Regions from separate parts of the Mus musculus genome. Here regions 1 and 2 are each linked to region 3. The links are chromatin loops, found by intact Hi-C in ENCODE. Cell type or tissue: left cerebral cortex. All regions are shown on one strand. Region 1 has its middle 5.2 kb from the start of Gm24200. Region 2 holds the start of Dipk2a (divergent protein kinase domain 2A). Region 3 has its middle 10 kb from the start of Gm31847.

Region 1 (8,000 bases), 79 kb after region 3:
CTAGATCACTCACTGTGATCTTTTTCAGTTTTATCCATTTACCTGCAAAGTTCAGGGTTTCATCTTTCTTTACTGCTGAATTAGTATTTCATGCTGTTTATGCACCACCTATGTTCATTTTTCACTTTTAGGACATTTAAGCTATTTCCATTTCATAGATATTGTGAGTAGAGCAGCAATGAATATGTCTGAACAAATATCTAAGAGTAGAATGCTCATCCCTTTGGATGTATGTCAAGTACTGATATGGCTGGGTCATATGGTGTGGGAACTAATGGGGGTATTGGGGAAAGAGGGAGAAGGGAGGAGCCCACATCCCACCAAAGTTCCTCTTATGCTCTGGGAAGGCAGACATGGGAGGGCTGCCAGATGCTTTCCACTCAGCCCCAGGTGGGCATCTAAGCCACTAACCCCACTCAACAGGGGTGAATAAGGAGCAGCCCCCAAAACCAGGGCCCCCGGGGTGTAACCCTAGGCCCCGGAGTTTCAGAAGAGACGGCAGAAAGAGAGGTTCTCACACAGGAGAGAGTCCTTAGTCTGGGCCTTGACTGGAGCACAGGAAGGCCTTCCATTGGGAGAAATGACTCATTAGGAGAAAGCCTATCCCATCATCCAAGCACAGCAGGCCTTGATGTACAGAGACAGTCTATGGTTTTAGAGCTTTATTGTAGAAAGGCAGGGAGAAAGAGAGAAGGTAAAAAGAGAGAGATCAGCCATGGCCAAGCAGAGAGAAGGGGGAAAGGAAAGAGAGAAGAAAGGCTAGAGCAAGAGGGAGAGAGAGTGAGAGGAGAGGATGTGGAGAGGAGAGGAGAGGAGAGGACAAGGAGAGGAGAACAAGGGAGCAAGCTCGAGCCAAGCAGCACCTCTTATGGTGGGCTGTTATCTTTACTGTTGCTAGGTAACTGGGAGGAGTTTAGCCTGAAGGTCAGAAGCTTGGGACATTGTCTACATGACTACTAGTCACACATCTTCTGTGGGGGGTGTGGGGGTGGTAACTTCGACAGGAGCCTTGAGTCCAGGAGACATGAGGGAACGCCTACCATGCCATGTAGGTGAATTATCACCACTCTGGGGTTCAGACCTCAGCTCAATTGGAGACCAGACTGTCTGTACATACGGCAATGCCCAACAATATGGTAGATTTATTTTAGGGTTTTTTTTTTGATAATTCTCTACACTGATTTCCATTGTGGCTGTAACAGTTTGCAATCCCACTAACAGTGAATAAGAGTTACCTTTTTCCCACATCCCCACCAGCATTTGTTGTTGGTTGGTCAACTGATCTTTGCCATCCTAAGTGGGGTGAGATAAAATCTCAAAGTTGTTTTGATTTGCATTTCCTCTAATTGCTAGGGATGCTAAATAGATAGATAGGTAGATGGATAGATAGATAGATAGATAGATAGATAGATAGATAGATAGATAGATGATTGATTGATAGATAGATAGTAAGATGGATAGATAGTAAGATAGATAGATAGATAGATAGATAGATAGATAGATAGATAGATAGATAGATAGATAGAGATAGAGAGATAGGAAGAGAGATAGAGATGGAGATACAGATGTGAAACTCATTCTCTCTTCTTTCTCCTCTTCCTCCTCCTCTTTCTCCTCTTCCTCCTCCGTCTTTTCAGGTCTTTGGTCATTTTTAAAAGTGGGTCTTTTTTATCCTTTGTGTTGAATTCTTGTATACTCTGAAAACTAACGCTCTGTAAGTTCTGATAATCCCCATCTGAAATACTTAAGTAAAAGTTAAAGTGAACTACCTAAGCACAGTACATCAGCTAGATGGGGTATAACAAATTCATTGGGTTATTCAACAGAATTTGTGCAAAATTAAAGTGCCAAGTGCAGAGGAATTCTGTGGAGTCTGAAGAGGAAGAAAGAAAATTGTGTCCAACAGTAAGATTGGATGCCATAGCCATCTGGATGAAGCTGGTGGGGTGAGCGGAGGTTAGGAATGTTCAAACAGCATTTGGAGCCGTGATGAAATAATTGCTCTTGAATAATTTTCAAAACACAAATAAAGAGCTTCTCATGAGTCCTGGGAGGGTGATTATCTGAAGGTGGAATATTCCTGGCAGAGTACAATGTGGACTAAAGCTAAGCAAGCAAACAAACAGAAAGCAAAATCAAATTCCGCAAACTCATAATCTCAAAATACACAGAAAAGGGGAGAGAGAAGGTGATACATTCAAATCTCTCAAAATCCTCTGAAATACTGAGACACAAAAAAAGAGCTTCTGGACGTTTTCTACTGTTTCTTTCAGACACTTCCAAAGATTTCACTCATGTCCAAATGACCATGGTCACCCCAGCAGTCTGGAAGTTTTAGACCATGAAAGCACCTAGGAACTGTGTGAAGAAACAAGAGGAACAGCTACTGTAAGCAAGCAGATAGTTATGTCCAGTTTCCCTTAAAATCAGCACCTGGAAATAGCTTCCAAGCCTAATGGATTATTACCATATTATTAATAAGAGCAATATGTAACAAAGGCTATTTCAAAAATACCATTCAGTCTTGAAGAATGTTTTACTGGGTAAATATGTTACAAAAATGAATGACCTAAGTAACCTTATGTGTAGCTCTGTACTTATTAATATATATTCAAATCTATTCTGACTATTTCTGATTGCTTATTGGCTAGTGGACAGTAATATTATCTGAAAAAGTTTTATATGTTATATATGAAAAGGATGCATATACTTTTTTAAAAACTCCATAGATATCCTAAAAAGGAAACATGTCTACTTCGTCAACTTAGCTCAGGTTGTCTATCAAAGACCTATACACTAAATGGCTGAAGCCAACAGTCATTTACTTCTCAAGTTCTAGAGGCTGGAAGTGCAGGAGCAAGGAGCCAATCTTCTTAGGCTAGGTTCTGGTTAAAAAAAAAAAGAAAGAAAAACACTCTTGGTGACATAGAAATAGCTGCCTCTTCAACTTCTTCACTTCAACTTCTTCACATAGTGTCAAGAATGAGCTCTTGTCTCTTCCAAACTCTCATAAAGATCTAGAGCCATCTAGAGAGCATCACCTTCAAGACCATATTGAACTGTGACTACTACCCACAGCTCACATACCCCATAAACCAAAACCATTACATGAATTAAGCTGTAGGGCTTCAACACAAATGTCTGAAGGAAATGGAGCGAAAGATTTAATCAATTTATATGACATTTAGATATAGATTTGGACTTTTTAACAAAAAAACTGAAACAGGAATATTCTGTAAACATACATCAAAAGTAAGAAAAGTGTTTTAACTTTAAAAGTAGGCCATGAGGCATCTTTCTGAGTCCTGAAAACCATATAAGAAATGTCTACAATTCCTGACAGCACTGGATAGAATGAGAAGAAAAGGAGAGCCGAGTTGCCATTTGGGTCTGCACTTAAGGACACATAGCAAAACACAAAGTTACTCAATTATACACATTTCAGAGAAGCAGAAGCGGAGGATACCTCTTAAGGAGAAAATGACCATCTCTTGCTGCATAATATAGGGAACTATTAGCATGAAGAAATGCCTGCCTCCGTCGTGATGAAATCCTGATGAAATACTGCATCTCAGGACAGCTCACTCTCCAGAACAATGTGAAATGGACCTGTGTGCAGAGGCTCTGTGTAGGTACCTCTGCCCTCTTTAGCTGCTTGTTGAAAAGCCTTAGCACAGACCTGTGATTCACTGGAATGGCTGTGCAAGTTGCCAGAATAACCTCTGAGAAGCAGATGGTTGAGAAGGCTTCTGTCCAGATGCCAGAACCCCATATGCTTGCCAATCTGTGTTTCCAGCATGCACCATTATACTTAAAATCATATTTTTCCTTTTGCTGCCATGTTCACTCTAGCATAATTAACAAGGTTCTAATATTTTTCCTTCCAGAAAACAAGAGATGCCTCAGTCTGTTTGCCTTGTTGTTACAAAAGAGTAAGAGAAAAGTAAGAGCAAGATGCCCCAGACCTCCAAGCTAACCAGCAGCTTGACTATTTTTGGGTTATCTTTGTAAAGCATTTTTGTACATTTTTATTTTGACTGTGCCATTATCCCCTCTGGGCTTTCCAAGCTCCTTAGCACAGGGAGGAACACTTCCTGACTCCTTTAGGAGTCTACCAGTAAACAGAACAAAATTGTCAGCAAAAAAAGGAACTCATTTTAGACATTTCATTTCCAAGGGCCAGAAAAGTGTATGATAAAGTTGTATATTCTCTACTTGGAAACAATGGTTAGGCTTCTTAAGCCAACAGTATTCCAGCTCCAAGACAATGAAAAGTTTGGGGCCATGTCAAAGGCTGAACTTCTACTGTATGTTAACAGTATATGTGTCTTCAGTGATCAGCACCCATATCATTGGGAAAACAAATTATTTCCCAAGACCAAAATGACTGACTGCTTTGCAGCTCAGAGACACTATTGCTTAGAAATAAGCCCTCATAAGGGTTACATTTCCTATTGAATTATTTACTTGCTGCAGGTCCAGGGTGCTCACCTGCTCTGAGCTCTAACACTATTGGATGTTGCAGAGTAACCTCTGGGTTATGGGATGTTGCCCAAAAGTTCACAATTCTTCATAAATACACAATACACCAGCATAAGATTCTGATGTGGCCAATCATTATAAAAAAATTGTCACACTCCTCCTATAATCTAAGTAATTTGAGAATTACATCTATGTGTCACAGTTGAAGTAAAGTACCCATAAAGATTCAACCACTCAACAAAGAAGAAATTAATGTTGTTTTCTGTGAATATTTTTGAAGTTGTAGAGTGATATGTTGACTGTATTACTAAATCTGAAATAGCATGGTGGGTTTTCTGGTTTGATATGGGAAGGCAGGATATTTAAAAAGAAGAATATTACATTGAGATATGTGAGTTTCATTCTGCAATTCAAAGCTAAGCATTATGACACTTTAATCACCATTTAATCATCAAGTCTGGGAAATAATGATTCCAGTCAAAATAACTTTTAAAAGTGTTCCTCCCATTCATTAATTCTTTCTTTCTTTTTTCTTTTTTGTCTTTTTCTTTTTTTGTCTGTATCTATGTCAAGAATTAAGCAGGGAGAGAAGAAAAGAAAAAAATTATGCTTAGCCAAAATGGGGCAGATTTAGAGATTTTTCTTATTTGAGTAGATAACATTTTTGAGAGAGTCTGCTCATTGGGCAATATTTAAAGGTGTTTAGTGTGGAGAGCAGTGTTTGTCTCAGTCTAACACAAAGTCAATGTTAGGGATGAAAATTAATGACAAAGAGGGAATACATCACTTCTGCCCACATGCGTGTCCTGCCTCCCACTCTCAAGTTTACACTAAACTTGGTTTCTTAAAAGCAAATAAATTAAGCCAGGTGTGGTAGCACATGCCTTTAATCCCAGCACTCAGGAGGCAGAGGCAGGAGAATTTCTGAGCTCGAGGCCAGCCTGGTCTACAAAGTGAGTTCCAGGACAGCCAGGGCTATATATACAGAGAAACCCTGTCTCGAAAAAATCCAAAAAAAAAAAAAAAAAAAAAAAGGAAATAAATTTGGAAACAATTTCTTTGCTAAAAAAATTGAAGCTGAAATTTGGTCAATCTGAGATGTAAACACTTTAGTCCTTGAGCGCTTTGTCCCTTGGCATTTCTTCTTCCCATGAAAGAGATATAAAAGTTGGAAAAACAGATGGTTTAAAAAAAGAAAATGAAAAGAAAATGAAAGAAGGAAACATTTACTTTGAAGAGTTAGTATTAAAGAGACAACCTCGATAACTGAAAGTTGAGATTGCCTGAAAGTGAAGTTTCTGCAAAACAAATAAAAGGATCAGCAAAGAGAACAGGCAGCCGACAGAGTAGAGAAAAGCTTTGCCAACTATACTGCCTTCAGGAAGAACTCTAGATGCAAGACACGGTAAAAGCAAATTGTCCATTATCAATGTATGTGCTATTTAATTAAGTAGATAGTACTCCCAAAAAGAAATAGATATGGATAATAAATATTTGGAAAATAATTGAACAACATTATGGAAATACAAACTGATTTTGGATTCTGTCTGAGCCTAGTCAGAATAGCTATCATCACCAAAAGAACAAATAAGAAGAGACCTATATCAGGCTCCTGTCAGCAAGTACTAATTCAATCCATCTTAGAAGGGGGGAACAAAACACCCATAGAAGGAGTTACAGAGACAAAGTGTGGAGTAGAGACTGAAGAAATGACCTTCCAGAGATTGACTCAGCTGGGGATCCATCCCATTTACAATCACCAAACCCAGACACTATTGTGAATGCCAACAAGTGCTTGCTGATAGGAGCCTGATATAGCTGTCTCCTGAGAGGCTTTGCCAGTGCCTGACAAATACATAGATGAAAGCTCACAGTCATCCATTGAACTGAGCCCAGGGTCCCCAGTGGAGGAGAAAGGACCAAAGGAGCTGAAGGGGTTTGTAGCCCCATAGGAGGAACAACAATATGAACTAACCAGAACCCCCAAGAGCTCCCAGGGACTCAACCACCAACCAAAGAGTACACATGGTGGGACTCATGGCTCCAGCTGCATATGTAGCAGAGGATGGCCTAGTCGGTCATCAATGGGAGGAGAGGACCTTGGTCCTGTGAAGGCTCTATGCCCCAGGGTTGGGGAGCAAGTGAATGGGGGAGGAGATAGGGGATTTTCAGAGGGAAACTGGGAAAAGGGATAACATTTAAAATGTAAGTAAATAAAATATCTAATAAAAATAATAATACTTCTACAGACCCAAAGAATAAGCTAGCACACCACCAAGATCCTTGCACATCCAAATAGCTATTACCATACTATTCACACTATGCAAGGCATGGAATTGGAATTAGCCTAGATGGCCATCAAAGTATGAGTCAATAAAAGAAAATCCATAGTAGAATTTAATGTCGCTGTAAAGAAGAATAAAGATATGACATTTATAAGAAAATGGATGGAAATGATGATCATTATATTAAATGAAATGAATTAGACTATGAAAAGGGAAATATCAGGTTTCCTATCATATGTGGAGTCTAGACTATAAACAAAGAGATCTTTGTGAGGAAGTGATAGTGCTAAAGCAAGGAGCAGGGAGAACAAGAGAGGATCATAGAATATATAGAGCATGAAAGCAGAATTGGGGGTGTCTTAGGGGAAGGAAAAGGACCAGCAACGGCTGAGGATGGGGAGAACAGTGGGAGTTAAAGGACAAAGAAAGTGATGCAACAAAACCCATTTCTTTGTTTACTAACCGAAATAATTATTTAGAAGGTTTTTCAGTAGATTTCAGGTAGATATTTTAGCAACATGCACTAGTTTGCCCTTCCTCATGACCATAATGAAAAGAAAGAAAGAGAGGGGGGGGGAGGAAGGAAGGAAGGAAGGAAGGAAGGAAGGAAGGAAGGAAGGAAGGAAGGAAGGAAGGAAGAGAAAGAAAGAAAGAAGCCTCTTTAAGATAACTATGAAAACTAAAGTTATTTTCCTGAATTCCCAATAATACAAAGTACGGTTATAATTTGTAATAGGTTAAGTGGTATTTAAATTTGCATTGAAAGGACTTTAATGTGTAGCAGTTTTGAACAGTAATTGATTGACAGAACTTGGACGAACAAGGACTTTCAAGACCTCTGTAATCATGTGACGGTTTTGTGTCCAATTTCACACTCAATAGGCCATACGTTAGGATACTTTTTGGTGCTTGTGAAAATAATTCAGTATCACCAAAACAGGCAAGGAAAGTACAACTTTGGTATACGTATTTGTTTATAATACACTGTATTTAGAAAGATCAGATTAAGTCATTGAAATTTGAAGGAATTACTCAACATATTATTTGATTTTATTTGGTCTCATTTTTAAAGTTAATGCTCAATATTCTCTTTCTTAAATACAAAAGCGTAGGTCTTGATGTGCCTTGTCCTATGTAATTTTGCGTTAGTTACTCTGATGATAAGCATGAGCATGTCCTCCAAGGGCTCTGACAATTTGAAATCTTAGCCTTCAATTGGTGTCAGGTTTTGAC
Region 2 (8,000 bases), 330 kb after region 3:
ATTTATAGTACTTATTCTACTTCATTTACTTCATATGGGACAAATGTCTAACCCCCTTTAAATGATTACCCCCAGTAAACTAAAACCTGAAGTAACAGCTATGTAGATATGTAGGATGTGTGCATGTGTGTGTACATGTGTCTCTGTGTGTGTGTGTGTGTGTGTGTGTGTGTAAAGGAGGTGGCATATGAATATCTGTCATGCAAAGTGTGGAGTAGAGACTGAGGGAATGACCATCTAGAGACTGACTCACCTAGGGTTCCATCCCATTTACAATCACCAAACCCAGACACTGTTGTGGATGCCAACAAGTGCTTGCTGACAGGAGCCTGATATAGCTGTCTCCTGAGAGGCTCTGCCAGTGCCTGACAAATACAGAGGTGGATGCTCACAGCCATCCACTGAACTAAGCATAGGGTCCCCAATGAAGGAGCTAGAGAAAAGACCTAGGGAGCTGAAGGGGTTTGCAGCCCCATAGGAAGAACAACAATATGAACTAACCAGTTATCACACCAGCCCCCCAGAGCTCCCTGGGACTAAACCACCAACCAAAGAGCACACATGGTGGGACTCATGGCTCCAGCTGCATATGCAGCAGAGGATGGCCTTGTCAGGCATCAATGGGAGGAGAGGCCCTTTGTCCTATGAAGACTCTATGCCTCCCTGTGGGGGAATGCCAGGGCCAGGAAGCAGGAGTGGGCAGGAGTGGGTGGATTGGGAGGGGGGAGGAAGTAGGGGGAGGGTGCTTTTTGGAGGGGAAACCAGGAAAGGGGATAACATTTGAAATGTAAATAAAGAAAATATCCAATAAAAATGACTATCTGTCATGGTAAAACCTATGTATTCTGACATATATATCAGCATAACACACTAAAGGCAAAGAGTCTTGCAACCACTGTAGCTATCTGAGAACTAAAAAGCTTACAAAGAATATTTGTAAAGATTTCTTGTTTATAAACACGGGTGCTTTATACATAATACTTGAGTGTGTTCCATCTCCTTTCATCTTTAAAGCACTAACATCCTCATTCCATTCATTGAACCTGAGTGCTGAAACATTTGAGTGATTTGCCTACATGTCACTGAATAACTTCATGTTATTACAGAATATAAATGGGCCCAATCTGAGGAAAGACCCCACCTTTATACCTCCACCCAGCAAAATCTCACCCCTTCAGTACTCAATCCCCTTTGCTCTCCCCAACCCTCAAAAGAGACATCTAACGTGTGTAACTGCTGTGTGGATCTGTGTGTGTGTGTGTGTGTGTGTGTGTGTGTGTGTATAGGCATGCGTGTCCTGTTTCCTGTGGCCCAAGGTAGTCTCTCCAATATTTTAGTTCAAATGCCTTACAAGACAATTTGCCAAATGAACAAACAAAATTCATTTATTTTGACTGCAAGTCTAATAATAAGCTCTTTAGTATTTCATAGATAACTTCTTCTTTGCAACTTGTGAATTGGATGATTTTAATATATAATTTTTAAAACTTCCCAGAGGCTAGGCTTGGTGGCACATGCCTGTAGCCCTGGGACTTGAGAAGTGAGGCAGAAAGATCAACAGTTCACAGCCCAAACCAAAACTTTCCAAGCTTTATAATGAGGATGGATAATTACCCCCGGCTTAGACTCACTTCACAATGGTTCAACATTCACTGCACATATAAGAAATGTAAGTCTTTACATCCTCAAGGCTATTATTAGTTTTCTATATAGTTGAATGGAAGGTCCAGGAATCAAAGTCAGAAATCTGTGGAACTCAGTAGCAATCAATGACAGTAGTAGGCCAGAGCAGCCACAAGGTTTAAAAAAAAAAAAAAAATTGAACAAAAACCAATCTTACAATCTTCTGGATAACTAACTAGCCACTAAAGCCCAGCCCACAGGAAACAGAATAACCAGCAACAAAGACAAAAAGATCACTATTTCCAGCAACAAGTGTAAGGACCAATTGTAAGGCAGAATAACTAACTACCCCCACCACCCCATGCAGTACAAATATGGAGGCATGCTTCCTTAAGGGTGTCTGTTTCACTGGTTTTCCCAAATAAATAAATAAATAAATAAATAAATAAAATGTCCCTTTAATTTTGGACCTGAGATATACAAAATGTTTTTTGTTATGTCCATTTGTATTTTTATGAGGTTTAGTCAAGTGTCAAACATGTCCATGAAACCTCAAATGCAAACACACACACACACACAAAACATATGATTTTAAGATTACAAAGTGCTCTCCTCGGCACTGCAGGGTATGGAATGCACAGCTGCAGCCCTAGCACTGGAGGCTGAAGCAGGAAGACGAATGCTGAGCACCAAAAAAAAAAAAAAAAAACAAACAAAACAAACAAAAAAAAAAACAACAAAACAAAAACAAAACCAAAGCAACAACCTCTAGTGTGTTTTGAGCCTAAACACAGGAATGCAGTTATTAAATCAGCTGCCAGAGGGAAAAAAGGAAGGAGCCACAGCCCACTGCCTAAAACTTCCAAGGTGAAAACATCCATTCTGAAACTAATGCTAAACAAGACGCTTGGCCCCTTATTTTTCTCTTCCTTAACAGGACTTTTGTTTTGAAATCTGAGTACACATGTGTAAAATTTAGATATTAGAAAAGCTTGAAAGATTGTTTGATCTGGCCTCAAATTCACACCCCAGCAGAGACCTAGCACCCCAGTCTAGTTCTCTTTTAGAAGAGATTAATTAAATCCATTAGTTAAAGCTAAACTTAGAAAACAAACACCAACAAGGAAAAACAGATTTCTCAAATCAAGAATTTGAGAGTCCCCCCAATAGGGCAGAATCAAAGGAACTGATTCAATAGACCTATTTAGGAGAAAATAGTTATTTCATTAAACAACAACAAAAAAATGTTATCCCAACCTTTCTCTCAATGGTCATAATCCTCTTTGTCTAGTTCAAAAAGTTCTTTTTAGCAAGGCACCAAGAGGTACACCGTCCTGAACTCAGGCTGCTGCTAAGAGAAAGCTCTACTCTGTGCTCTCTACGACCTTCCAGTGGCTGTCAGAGCGGATGAGATCAGCAGAGCTGTGGTTCAGTTCAGCCTGTCAGCAGCCACACTCTGTGTGTTTCCGGAATATACCAGGTGATTACAGTCACCCTCTATCCCTACACTAGCATTTACTCTCTGCTGGTCATGCAAACCCCACACAAATGCCCTGTATATAATATTTTGCCTTTTACAAGTAAAAGGAAAGCTTAAAAGCCACAGCAAACAATGATAATTGCATACTATAAAAATTAAGTCCTATTAAATCTATGATTCAGAAAATGGAAGGCAAATATAGTTCAACCAATATATAATACAGCTAAACATATTCTTGGCTCTTCCCCCTAAAACAACCAAGGGTTTTCTTGCCAGTGCTCCTTGGTCAGTCACAGATAGTGGCTGACTTTCAGAATCTCCAGACACTCCCCATCCTGACCTGTTCAAGAACAGGTAGCAAGCACAAACACCAGCAGAGAAGTTACCTTCCAATGTCTACCTTCCATTTTTAATGACCTAAGATTGTTATCACACACACAAAAACCAACAAACCCCACTCTGGGTACTCCTCCTTCCACAGGATGAGGGCCGGCTAGGCATGAGGGATACACCTCTTGATGAGTAAAAATGTAAAGGAAAAAGGTTTCTGACATGATAAAGGTTCTGAGAACTGTCTTGTCCACTGCAGAACAACTTTTCCTAGAAGCCAGACACAGACACGCTCCATAACTGTTAAGACCATTAAACAACAGGAGGGGCTGCACTCTCAGTTTCACACTGCAACACTGACAGCACAACTGCAGTTTAACACACGTGTGTATGCATGTGTAACAGACAGCACCTTCCACTTCCCTGTTCAGGCCATAACAGATATTTCATGTTTTACTGTTTCTTAACATCTAACAGTTAATGAATTAAACTGATCTACATTTTCATCTGTTTCACTAGTACCTTAAACAAAAGGGGATTTTTAAAAAGTAATTAATTACTTAAAAGCATCATTACTCTGTTACTTTTGTGAAGAACAATTTGATAATGGAAATCCACAGGGTTTTTTTTTTCCCCTAAAATTTTAGACAATAGAAAATTTATAAATCTAGTTTGTCATCATCCAGCATCCAAAAATTCATTAGGTGGCTCCCTCTCCTGGAAAAAAGTGAAAGGTGAGTTCAGCTTTAAGTTGTGAAGCACTGGCTCCTTAAAAACACTTTAAAACAATATGAAGCAAAAAAGTAAAGAAGCAACTGTGAGTGGCTTTTCTATTAGTACCAGGACAGCAGGCTTTATAGAAACTGTACCACTAAATGTACAGTTTGCATAGCTAACAAGTAACATACATGATGATCTGATTTACCATACAAAAACAGTATTCTTGATTACAAATCTGGATATACTTTTAACTTACTGATTCACAATCACACCACACATACTTTCAAAATCACTACCAAAGATCAAGTGTTTTTGTAAGGGAAGCATCTACTCAGGAGAATTTTAGGTTAAGCTCCACCTCCTCGGGTTAAGGAAAAAAAAAAAAAAAAAAAAGGCACTGTTCCACTGGTAGTAAAAACTCCAAAGTGTGTCTTTAACAAGTATGTAGCATAATGAAGCATCAGGACTACCCCTGGGAGCTGGGCTGACTAAACTACTGATGCAATTTATGAATGCCTCAATCTAGTAGACATTTTCTCACATTTATCCTGTACTCTACGCAATCATCCACTCAGAAAAATTTAGGCATTAGGCTTCAAATAAAGTGAGAAAAATGTAAAGTCACAACACATTTGACTATCTCAACTGCACAACAGGCTGAAAACGCCAGGAGTGTGAAGACATAAAAACTCCCGGTAAGAGACAGCTTTGTGGTGTGGAAATTACCAGTTTCTCAAGTTCAGATGCCTATGTTTTTAAAGAAGAAAACACAATGTTTAATCTTAATATTAGTTGTTCCTAATGCATCCATACCTAGAATCAACCCTATAAAAATCGCTCAATAGGCACTCAGTATTTAAAATGCAAAAACTGTATATACCTTAAGTTCAGTGCTAAATTTTGGGACCTCAGAGATTTTTGACTATCGACTACAGTCAATTACACTACTAAGTGCTGTCAGTACCTGCTAACATAAATACAGCTTGGAGAGGTGGGGGCTTGTGGGAGTGGGTGGGGGGGGTCATACTTAGAGACTCGCTAATCTAAACTAATGAATAGAATAATCCTGCAAAGTAAGCTTAACTGAATTTACACTGATCAGAGATAAAACAGTACTTATTAAACCATCTGAACTTTAAAATTAACCTATCACATATATCTTAACAGCAACTTGAAATTTTATTAAGGCTCACATTAGAACTTCAGCTGATCAAATACTCGTGTTAAGGATGCTTGGCTGAACTAATCAAGGCTGATTTCTCTTGACTAAGACGCAGAAAACTTGAAAGAAAAAAAAAGCCACCAATAGAGTACATTCCTATTCATACTTTAATCAACAACAGAAACAAGGTCCAAACCCTCTAGCCATTAGTGACATTCTTAGCGGAGAAAGGGCGTGAACTATACAATCAATTACTTGTGGTTAATTTAAACTCACTTTCCCTAGCACTTGACGTTTAGAACTGGTAACTTTTCTTGCAGCCAAGAGAGATCACACACCTACTGGACAATCGCTGCCCAAGGGCACAGCACTTTAGCGGGGGGGGGGGGGGTGTTTGAAACAAATTACTCCAAAAATAAACCGGATTCCTTTCTCTTATCTATTTTCTTCTTGCCGCCACCAGTAAAACGATTCCATTCTATCCTCCTAAAAGGCACGTTTATTTTCGAAATGAAGTCAAGAAAAAGCAAATAAGTCAGTTGGGCTAGAGGCCAAAACCCTTTTCCTTAGATCCTAGCTCCAACCTAAAAAAAAAAAAAAAAAACACTTTAATTCCTTCCTTAACCGGATTACCATATGACTAGGGCAGGCCACAGCATCAGGATGCAAAAGTCCGTCTTGGCCTTTAGCCTTCCCAGCCCAAATCTAACTCTTTCCCCCATTTCCTAGCTTCTAATTCCACGCAAAGCACGAGTCACGAATTAGCTCCCTTCACTTTACCACCACCCCACTCTCTGATCTCATCTTTCCCACCTGGTCCCAGAACTAGCTGATTGACTAACAGGGAGATGATCTAAGAAATAAAACAAAGACAGACTCGGGGAAGTTAGGCTAGCCAGGCGGGACAGCAAAGGACGTGTGCCCAGGGTGCCCAAGTCCTCGGAAAGAGGTACAAGGGCTCGCTATCGCACTGACACTGGCATCCAGACTGGGACGAGCGGGAGGGCGGAAGGAAACTCGCGAAGAGGCATTTTGGGAGAGTTGGGGACGCACTCCCTCTGGCGTCGAAGAGCCCCGCGCCCGCGCCTACCTGTAGCACCAGCGGCTCGGGGTTGAAGGCCAGGGTGAGCAGCAGCTGCATGCGCTCGGAGTCCTTGAGGTTACGCAGCAGGAAACTGCCCGAGTCCTTGGTCTCCGCGTAGCGGCGCACCAGGCGGTCCAGCAGGCGCTGCGAGGGGCAGTGCACCAGGTCCGACCAACCCTCCACCGCCTCCGGCGTGAGCAGCCGCACGTCGCCGTTGAGACGCGCGAACTCGGTGCGGGGCATGGCCTGGAGCAGGTCGCAGCGCGGCCGGCCGGTGGCCCGCTTGCAGATGCTCTGGTCGAGCTGCGCCAGCTCGCGCTGCGAACCCAGGCGCTTGAGCACCACGCGCCGGCGGCCGCCCTCGCGGGGCTCGCCGTACTGCGCGAAGTACACGTTCTTCACGTTGAGGAAGTCCAGCAGGCGCAGGCGGCCCCACGTCTCGAAGCCCACCTGGCCGTTGAGGAAACGGCGGCACCAGCTCGTGCCGAAGCACGCCGGGCACTTATTGAGCTGCAGGAAGCGCCGGTCGGCGAGCTCGTTGCGCTGCCAGGAGGCGAGCAGCGACGGCGAGTGCAGCAGCATCAGCACCAACAGGCTGCCGAGCGCCGCCAGCTTCAGTGCACGGGACAGGCGGCCCAGCTTCAGGGGCACCAGGCGCCACATCCCGCCCGCGCGCGGCAGCGGCCGGGGCCGGGGCGGGCGAGCGCACCCCGCCGGGCCGCCCCACGGCGCCGAGGCCCGCGGCGCAGACGGAGGGCGGCAGCGAAGGAACCCGAGGACGGGCTGCGCCGGCCGAGCGCGGCGACTTCCCGATCGGCTGTCTCCACAACTCCCGGTGCCCTCCTCCGAGCTCCCCGCCCTCCGACTCCGCGGGCGCCGCCTCCTTGCCCGCCAAGTTATAGAGGCGCGGGGAGGGGGGGGGGGAGGAGGGAGCGCGGGAGCCGCGGTCGCGCGCACGCGCACTCCCGCCCGGGACGCTTGAGCTGCGCCTTGCTGGGTCCCGGGCGAGCAGCGCGCGCGGGGGCGAGTGAGGAGTCCCGGACGCCTCACACTCGAGAAGCTACGGTGCGAGGAGGGGAGGAGAGGATGCGGCGGGGCCCCCACGCGCGGGCACGCCCGAGAGCGAGGGGCGGGGCCGGGGGCGGGGCGAGCGCGCCCCCGGGAAGCGTCAGCGCGAGCTCGCGGGGAGGCGGTGGAGAGGGTGGGTGGAGGGCGCGCCCGGGAGGGCGGAGCTCGCCAGCTCCGCCACCGGAGACCTTCAGTAACGGCTACTCTGGGGTGACTGTCGGGCTACACAGGCGCCCCGGAGGCCTTTGTGGGAAGGTCATTGGAAGGGAGAGGGCGGAGGCAAGCGGGAGCAGAGAGGCCCATCCTGGGAGCGGGAGGAGGTGGGGCCGAAGCCTGGGGGCGGGGCTGGAGTGGGGCCGGGCCAGGTCCTGGGGGCGGGGCCTGGCCGCCCGCTCCGGGCCTTATATGGTGTGGCGCGCGCTTGTTCTTTTGACTGGCGGGACCTCTGGGTCGCGCGCTTTGTGCCGCCGTAGGGCCTGCGGGCAGACAGTGGGCCAGCGGTTAGGGACCGGAATGCCGCTGCAGGGCTGGCG
Region 3 (8,000 bases):
CTCCTGCCCACCTTTTCCTCCTCTCCTCTGCTCTCTCACCTAGGTCCCTCCCTCACTCTGCCTCCCATGATTGTTTTCTTTCCCCCTTCTAAGTGGGATTGAAGCATCTTTACTTGAGCCTTCCTGCTTGTTAAACTTATGGTCTGTGGGTTGTATCCGAGGTATTCTGTACTTTTGCACTAATATCTACTAACAATGAGTACATACTCACTGCATGTATTTTTCAGTCTGGATGATCTCATTAGGGATATTTTCTAGTTCTATCCATTTGCCTGCAAGATTCATGACGTACTCAAATTTATTAGCTGAACAGTATTCCATTGTATAAATGAACATTTTCTCTATCCCTTCTTTGGTTGAGGGAGAATGGGGTTGTTTCCAGCTTCTGACTATTACAAATAAAGCTGCTATGGACATAGTGGAATGCATGTACTTGTGGTATGATAGGGCATCTTTTGAGTATATGCCCACGAATGGTTCTTCGGGTAGAACTATTTTCAATTTTCTGAGGAACACCAGATTGATTTCCAGAGTGTTTGTACCAGTTTGCCATCCCACAAGCAATGGAGGAGTGTTTCCAAGAACACATCAAATGATCATTCACCATGATCAAGTAGGCTTTATCCCAAGAATGTAGGAATGGTTCAATATATGAAAACTAATCAATGTAATACACTATATAAACAAACTCAAGGGGGAAAAAGTCTCATGACCATCTCATCAGATGCTGAAAAAGCTTTCAAAACAATACAACACCTCTTCATGTTAAATATCTTGTGAAGATCAGGAATTCATGGCACATACCTAAACATAACAAAACAATATATAGCAAACTAACAGCCAACATCAAATTAAATGTAGAGAAAATAGAAGTAATCCCAATAAAATTAGGAACAAGATAAGACCACTCAATCTCTCCCTATTTATTCAATATAGTACCTGACATTCTAACCAGAGCAATTAGACAAAAAACGGAAATCAAGTGGATACAAATTGGAAAGAAAGAAGTCAAAGTATCACAATTTGCAAATGATATGATAGTATACATAGAGACCCCCAAAATTCCACCAGAAAGTTCTTATGCCTGAAAAACAACTTCAGCAATGTGGCTGAATATAAAACTAATTAAAACAAATTTATAGCTTTCCTTTATACAAATTATAAACAGGCTGAGAAAGAAACTAGGGAAACAACACCCTTCACAATAGCCGCAAATGTATAAAATATCTTGATGTAACTCTTACCAAGCAAATAAAAAATCTCTATGACAAGAACTTCAAGTCCCTGAAGAAAGAAATCAAAGAAGGTGGAAAAATCTCCCAGGCTCATGGATTGGTAGGATTAACATAATGAAGATGACCATCTTACCAAAAGCAATCTATAGATTCAATGCAATCCCCATTCAAATTCCAACACAATTCTACACAGACATGGAAAGAGCAATTCTTAACTTCATATGGAAAAAAGAAAAAATCTAAGACAGCAACAATGAAAGATCTTCCTGAAATGAAATTGCCATCCTGAAAAAGCTATACTACAGAGCAATAGTGACAAAAGAAGAATTTTTAACCACTTGCATATCATACTATTTGTAAAACACTATAAAGAATTTCTTACAAATGAAAGACATAATGTGAAACTATAGAAAAATTCACCAAACTACCTTTAGTCCATGTCATTAGAGAACATGGATCTGGAATCTGAAAAGTCTCACTTGCCATTAAAGTAGCATATTTTACATACCATGGAATGAGTCCTCCTAGAGGTTTCTGAAATTTGGAATTAAGAAGTCATTAGAATACTAAGGCATTTGATGTTGAATAATAGAGCCACACCTACACACTTCACATACTCAAACCAGTATTCCTGTTACTCTAACATTGTGCATAGCATTCACTGTGCACTGAATGCCTGAGTTCCTCTAAATATTTTATGTTGTACATGAAAGTGCAGAAAGATGGGATCAAGTAGATATGTCTTTGGAAGTTGGGGCTATGAGGTATGAACCTTTGTTGTAGGACTAGTAACCTTATAATAAAGCCAAAGGTCCCCACCCCCTCCTGTTACCTCTTCTTCTACCATGTGAGAACAAAACATCACAGTGTAATGAATCAGAAAGGAAACTTTAAACAAACATGAAATCTTCTTACTCCCACAAAGTGTAAGAAAATACTTTATGACATTTATAAATTACTCAACGTAAGGCACTTTGTAAAAGTTGATTTTGGCCTATGTTACAATGAATAAGCATTGAGTCTCAGGAAATGTCTTTAATCTCAGCTTCATTTTTTGTATCAATGATATGGGAATAATAGTGTTAGCTATGCCATACTTCTCTCATGTCCAAAACTTAGCCATCGGTAGAGTCAGTATACAGTGAATGTTATTGCTAGTTATTTTTTAATATCATTAGTCATCAGATCACTGAGTATGGCCTACAGCTAACTTTCATCATCAAAATTATTCTTTTTCTATTTCTATTTCTTAACGTGACCTGATGACCTTCACAGGGGAGAAATGGGAACATGCTAGACTTTGAAATGAGATGGATCTGAATACAGATATTAGCACTGCCAATTACTAACTCATAGACTGTGAGAAAATATCTAAGTGTCTAAGATTCTTTGTTAAGCAAAGCAGTGAAGATATTATACTTTGAGAATATGGAAGTTTCTCTGAAAGACAAGAACAGATATCCTCAAAGGAATCATTTAGACTCATGAAGCATTAGGGGGAAGTAGTGGTGATGGTGGTGGTGGTAGTGGTCTGTGTATGTGAACTGAAAGCCCAACTATAATGAGAGCAATATGTAGGAATGCTTGTTGAGGGCAGCAGAGAATCCATGAAGATACTTCTTGTGGTGGTGACAGCAAAGCATCATTTTCTGATTAAATCCTGTATGCATGCAAAAGGGTTCCACAGTTTGTTTGGAATTAAGAGGAGAGAAGAAAGTAAGATGTGTAGAATAGAAAATCAGGTGATCATATGGGGAGTTTCAATTCATTCAGCACTTTGCTTGATTTAGGGCAATTGTTCTCAAATAAAACCTTCAGATGAGGGATACTAGGTTACCTGGAAATGAGGTGAAAATGGAAGCTATCATCTATTCCACATTATGACTCAGAGATTCCAGCAGTGGGTGTAGGGACAACTCAGCATGGACCTAACTACATTAGTCAGTGTCTTTAGAAAACCTTAGGTAATGCTGTTAATGAACACTGTAGAACTCCCCAGTCAGAGCAGCTTCCTTATCCTTCTTCTTACTGTTCATCACAAGTTAATGTCTTTATACTTCCCATTTGAACTGAGAAGATGGAAACAGGAAGAAAGCACACAGCTTCGGGGACTGGGATAGGCCCATTTAAATAAATAACAAACCTGGTTTCGACAAATTTATATTAAAAGCAAAGGTTAATTTTAGTCCTCACTATTTTCAACATGATGTGAGAACTTCACAGGACAGTGCTGGGACTCAGAACATCCCACTTCAAAATATGGCAGAAGCAGACCAGAATATGACATCCCCAAAATATAATTCCTTGGCATATATTGAGCTGGCTATTCTAAGAAACTGCTGACAAAGGAATGACTCAGAAAAGATGTCCTTTGGTAAAAGAAGTCCTTGTCTATGAAGTAAAGCTACATTAATGAAGTGTTTATATCAGGAAGAGTACTGATAACAATGGTCAGTTATAACATGAAAGTCTTTTTGGCTGCATGAAAAAGCCCTCTATTTGCCATGTAGTCCTTCCCCCAACTCTCTTATGTTTTGCCACCAAGACCCAATTTCTTTCAGTCAATTGTCATCAATTCTTCCTTGGGAAACAGAGAGAAGGTGACACACAAGAGAAAAATATAGAGGTTGATAATAACCATAACATGATCCATACAGACTCTTACCTATTCTGAGCATCTTGGCAACCCATTTATCTTTCCTAATGTTTATTTTCACTTAGTTTGCCTGCATCACTGACACCTCTACCTACAGATGTTAAGCTTTGATGTTTTATTGGGCTTGGGGGCAGTGGTTCACATTTGTGTGTCAAACTCATCATAAACCTGTATGTTCTATTGTCCCTGTTAATCTGTTAGTTTATTTCATATATTCAATTCCCGAACCCTCAATGAGTAGAGTAGAAACTTTTACCTTCTACCCTTTAATAGGCATTTGAAGACCAAGGACATATATAATAAGATCAGAATAGGGATGGAGAGATGGCATATCAGTTAAAAGACTTGAGTTCAACTCTCAGCACACACACACACACACACACACACACACACACGTATGTATGTATGTATGTATGTATGTATGTATGTATATCTCACCCTAGTTCCAGAAGATATGGTTTCCAAGAGCACCAATCATACAAGTGATGCACAGACATGCATGGAGGTAAAAACTCTCATGCACATAAAACAGAACTTCAAAACTCAAAAGTTTTTCAAAGAAACCAAGGATGAGAGATTCTCAGCAAACCTTCTGTCTCACTGCCAGCCCCTGCCAGATCTGACTCACATCGCTCAGTGTCCCATTTGCTGGAGCTCAGCTGGTAACAGGTACCCAGAGCAAAACTGTATAGAGATAGAAGTTTTGTCAAAGCCCCAACTACTGCAAAAGTATCACATTAGAAAATCCCATGAACAAAGTAAACAAATGGACATGAGGTTCTTAGGATGTAAAAACCACTCCACTGCAGGAATGTTGGCCAATTACGCCACACCTCTTGCCCAGCTCATCTTCTACTTGTTAACCCTTGGGTTGAATCTCTCTCAGTGATGTGAAGCCTTCCTTGGACTCACCTTAACAGACTGCTCATTGGTTTATTTAGTTCAATATGAGCATTCTAAACGTACTGCCCGCATCAGTAAGCCTTCCTTCTCATGTACTGAAACCCTTCTTAATGTGCTACTTAAGAAATCAACATTCCTTATACCAAAAATTTCAAATTATGTTAAATTTGCTGTGCATTCCTTAACACTTCACAAAATGCTCTGACTCGAGGTGTCTAAAACTGGCACGGAACACTGCTGTGTTCTGATATTATAAAACCTGTTCTTTCTCATGTGACTTTTCTGATGGTTAAAAATGCAGTCTATAAACTTTTCCTTGCAGCTTCAACACATGCAAGTGCAGGTGACAGAATGAAGTGGCCCACGATGAAAAGTTGCTGAGTATATGCCACGGGGACACATGAAATTTAGAGCCAAGAAGAGCCAAAGAAAGCAGAAAATATTGATGAAAATACTTCTGTAAAAGAGCAAGTGTGAGATTTCATACCTGTAATTGTAGTATTTGGGAGGCTGGGGCAGGCAGGTCATGAGTGTGAGACAAACACAGACTACATTGTCAGAACTAATGTTAGTATATGGTCTCTCTGAGTATAATTGCAGTACATGAATTTCTCTTACATACAAGACAGTCCTGGTTGGTAAGTGGATGTGTATGGAGGGGAGGAAAGAGAAGGGAAGGGGAGGAGAGATGAGGGGAGGGGAGGGTATAGGTTTCATTGTTGAGGTGGGAAAAAGATATCTCTACCAAACCATTTGTTTACAGATGGCACATTGGCTTCTAGGTCAAGACCAAGCCCAAATGAATGCAGGAGCCCTGATTTTCTCTAGAGTAGACAGGAGCAGATGGTTGACAGGTGAGATGCTTCTATAGAAGGAACCAAGCAGCCAGTGTTGGGGCTGAGGCACATTTGATGATGTGCAAAGGAAAAGATATCAAAAGGCTGGTGAAGGAAAAGCTGGCAATGAAAGACTGAGCAGAAGAAAGCCATCTGTCTAGCAACGATGCTGGAGTGGAAAGGAGTTCACTCACTTTCCATGTAAACTTACCGACCCCTACCTGAATAGGAACCGCAGAACCATAGCAAGAAACAGAGGTCGTTTATTTGGTAGTAAGTAGAATCATCAAATGTCAGGGCTGCTGAGGTCTGTGCAGCTCCTAGATCCTATTCCAAGCCCTTGTTCACTGTACGTGTTCTAGAACACAGCATCTGTAGTTTGAAAGAGGATAGGGGTGCACATGGAAAGTTGTGATATATTAGCTTTGAAATGTCTTCCAGGTATTTTTTACTTATTTTTTATTATTGGGTATTTATTTCATTTACATTTCCAATGCTATCCCAAAAGTCCCCCACACCCTCCCTCACCCACTCCCCCACCCACCCACTCCCCCCTCTTGACCCTGGCATTCCCCTGTACTGGGGCATATACAGTTTGCGTGTCCAATGGGCCTCTCTTTCCACTGATGGCCGACTAGGCCATCTTCTGATACATATGCAGCTAGAGACAGGAGCTCTGAGGGGGTGGGGGATACTGGTTAATTCATATTGTTGTTCCACCTATAGGATTGCAGATCCCCCCAGCTCCCTGGGTACTTCATCCAGCTCCTCCATTGGGGGCCCTGTGATCCATCCAATAGCTGACTGTGAGCATTCACTTCTGTGTTTGCTAGGTCCCTGCATAGCCTCACAAGAGACAGCTATATCATGGTCCTTTCAGCAAAATCTTGCTAGTGTATGCAATGGAGTCAGCGTTTGGAGGCTGATCATGGGATGGATCCCCGGGTATGGCAGCCTCTAGATGGTCCATCCTTTCTTCTCAGCTCCAAACTGTGTCTCTGTCGCTCCTTCCATGGGTGCCTTGTTCCCAATTCCAAGAAGGGGCAAAGTACCCACACCTTGGTCTTCGTTCTTCCCGAGCTTCATGTGTTTCACAAATTGTATCTTATATCTCAGGTATACTAAGTATATGGGCTAATATCCACTTATCAGTGAGTACATATTGTGTGAGTTCTTTTGTGATTGGGTTACCTCACTCAGGATGATGCTCTCCTTTCTCTAAAATGTGCTTTGGTTGATGAGAGAAAGACAATCTAATGCAGATTTTCCACAGAAAAGGCTTTGAATGCTTTGAGTATCCCCAAGGCCTTGTTTTAAATATTCTGCTAGCTGTTTAAAGCAAGCACAATGTATGTATTATGTATGTATGTATGTATGTATGTATGTATGTATATATGTATGTATGACTTTGAATACACAAACTCCTATCTATTGCAAATTTACTTTGTTGAGTAAATTAAGGTTTCTCTCCCCCAGATGCCTATCTTTAGAAAACTGAGATAATATCAAGATCAGTTTTACAAATATCCATGAAGTAGCAGAACTATGTACCTCACCATAGGCATGTGCATCAGAACAACCACTCAGGAATTAACAAACTTTATATGTGACAGGGTTTCAAAAGATTATAATGGAGATGAAAAAAAATACTGTCACCTAGTAACAGTATAATGGAACCATGATTCTCTTGGGCCATGCAGTTTTCTAAGTATTGATATGAACAATGAACATAGCACATGTAATTATGTATAAATAAAAACAAACAAGAACTTGACTGTGTTACTAGTTTATGAATTTGTTATATTAATTTTATAAATATTTTAGATTGCACCTCTTTTTATTTAAAGGGGGTAACCTCTGACTACCACATGATACATATGTGTGGTACACACACACACACACACACACACACACACACACACGCACACCATAAATAAATATTTAAAATGTTTACAGAAAACAAATATTCTCTGTCACACTATCAGGTGTGGTTCCACATTCTGGGAAGCTCTTGACTCTGCATTCAGTCTAGCTGCAGGGGTGTGGGAACTCCACCAGGCAGATGAAATGCAGGACTTTAGACTTCATTTACCCTAAGCTGTCATCAGGTGTTGGGATTTTGGGAAGTGCCAATGCACTACTCAGGGGACCCGTGGGCTGAGGACATTGAGCCAAGGCCATCCTGAGATTAGCTGCCATTGCTTGGGTGCACCTTCTGCAGGAAAGGACAGCTCAGTAGATAAAGGCTTTCTCCATGCTCCTCATGGCAGTTCTCTATGAAAGTGATAGTCTTTGATTTGAAACTGTTTATTGGTTGTTCATAGTAGAAAATGGGTGCATACCACCTTCTCAGTGTGTAATAGAGATTAA

What was found. Peaks named below come from ENCODE experiments on the same cell type or tissue, not always from the same donor. Only the 100,000 strongest peaks of a DNase experiment are listed, where the experiment ranks them.
Region 1: it touches region 3 in a loop (11-fold over the local background); 2 of 42 quality-filtered maps call a loop at or near these places.
Region 2: a loop joins it to region 3, with 3 times the contacts of the local background. A loop is called at or near these places in 4 of 42 quality-filtered maps.

Annotation. Positions count from the first base shown.
Region 1 is chr9:94,275,316-94,283,315 of GRCm38, forward strand. No RefSeq gene overlaps it. Among named protein-coding and RNA genes, the nearest start is that of Gm24200, 5.2 kb to the right of the region's middle. In left cerebral cortex, no CTCF peak of the experiment used is centred here; a DNase peak (open chromatin) is centred at 3,732; H3K27ac peaks cover 351 bases.
Region 2 is chr9:94,530,814-94,538,813 of GRCm38, forward strand. Dipk2a (divergent protein kinase domain 2A) reads right to left here and starts at 7,268. Exons shown (of 3, transcript NM_001033145.2): 1 at 6,406-7,268. The coding sequence starts at 7,062. In left cerebral cortex, CTCF peaks have their summits at 4,145 (motif pointing left), 6,414 and 7,678; DNase peaks (open chromatin) are centred at 3,050, 4,182, 4,722, 6,417 and 4 more places; H3K4me3 peaks cover 5,432 bases; H3K27ac peaks cover 3,023 bases.
Region 3 is chr9:94,196,586-94,204,585 of GRCm38, forward strand. No RefSeq gene overlaps it. Among named protein-coding and RNA genes, the nearest start is that of Gm31847, 10 kb to the left of the region's middle. In left cerebral cortex, no CTCF peak of the experiment used is centred here; DNase peaks (open chromatin) are centred at 3,424, 4,502, 5,103 and 5,718; H3K27ac peaks cover 1,023 bases.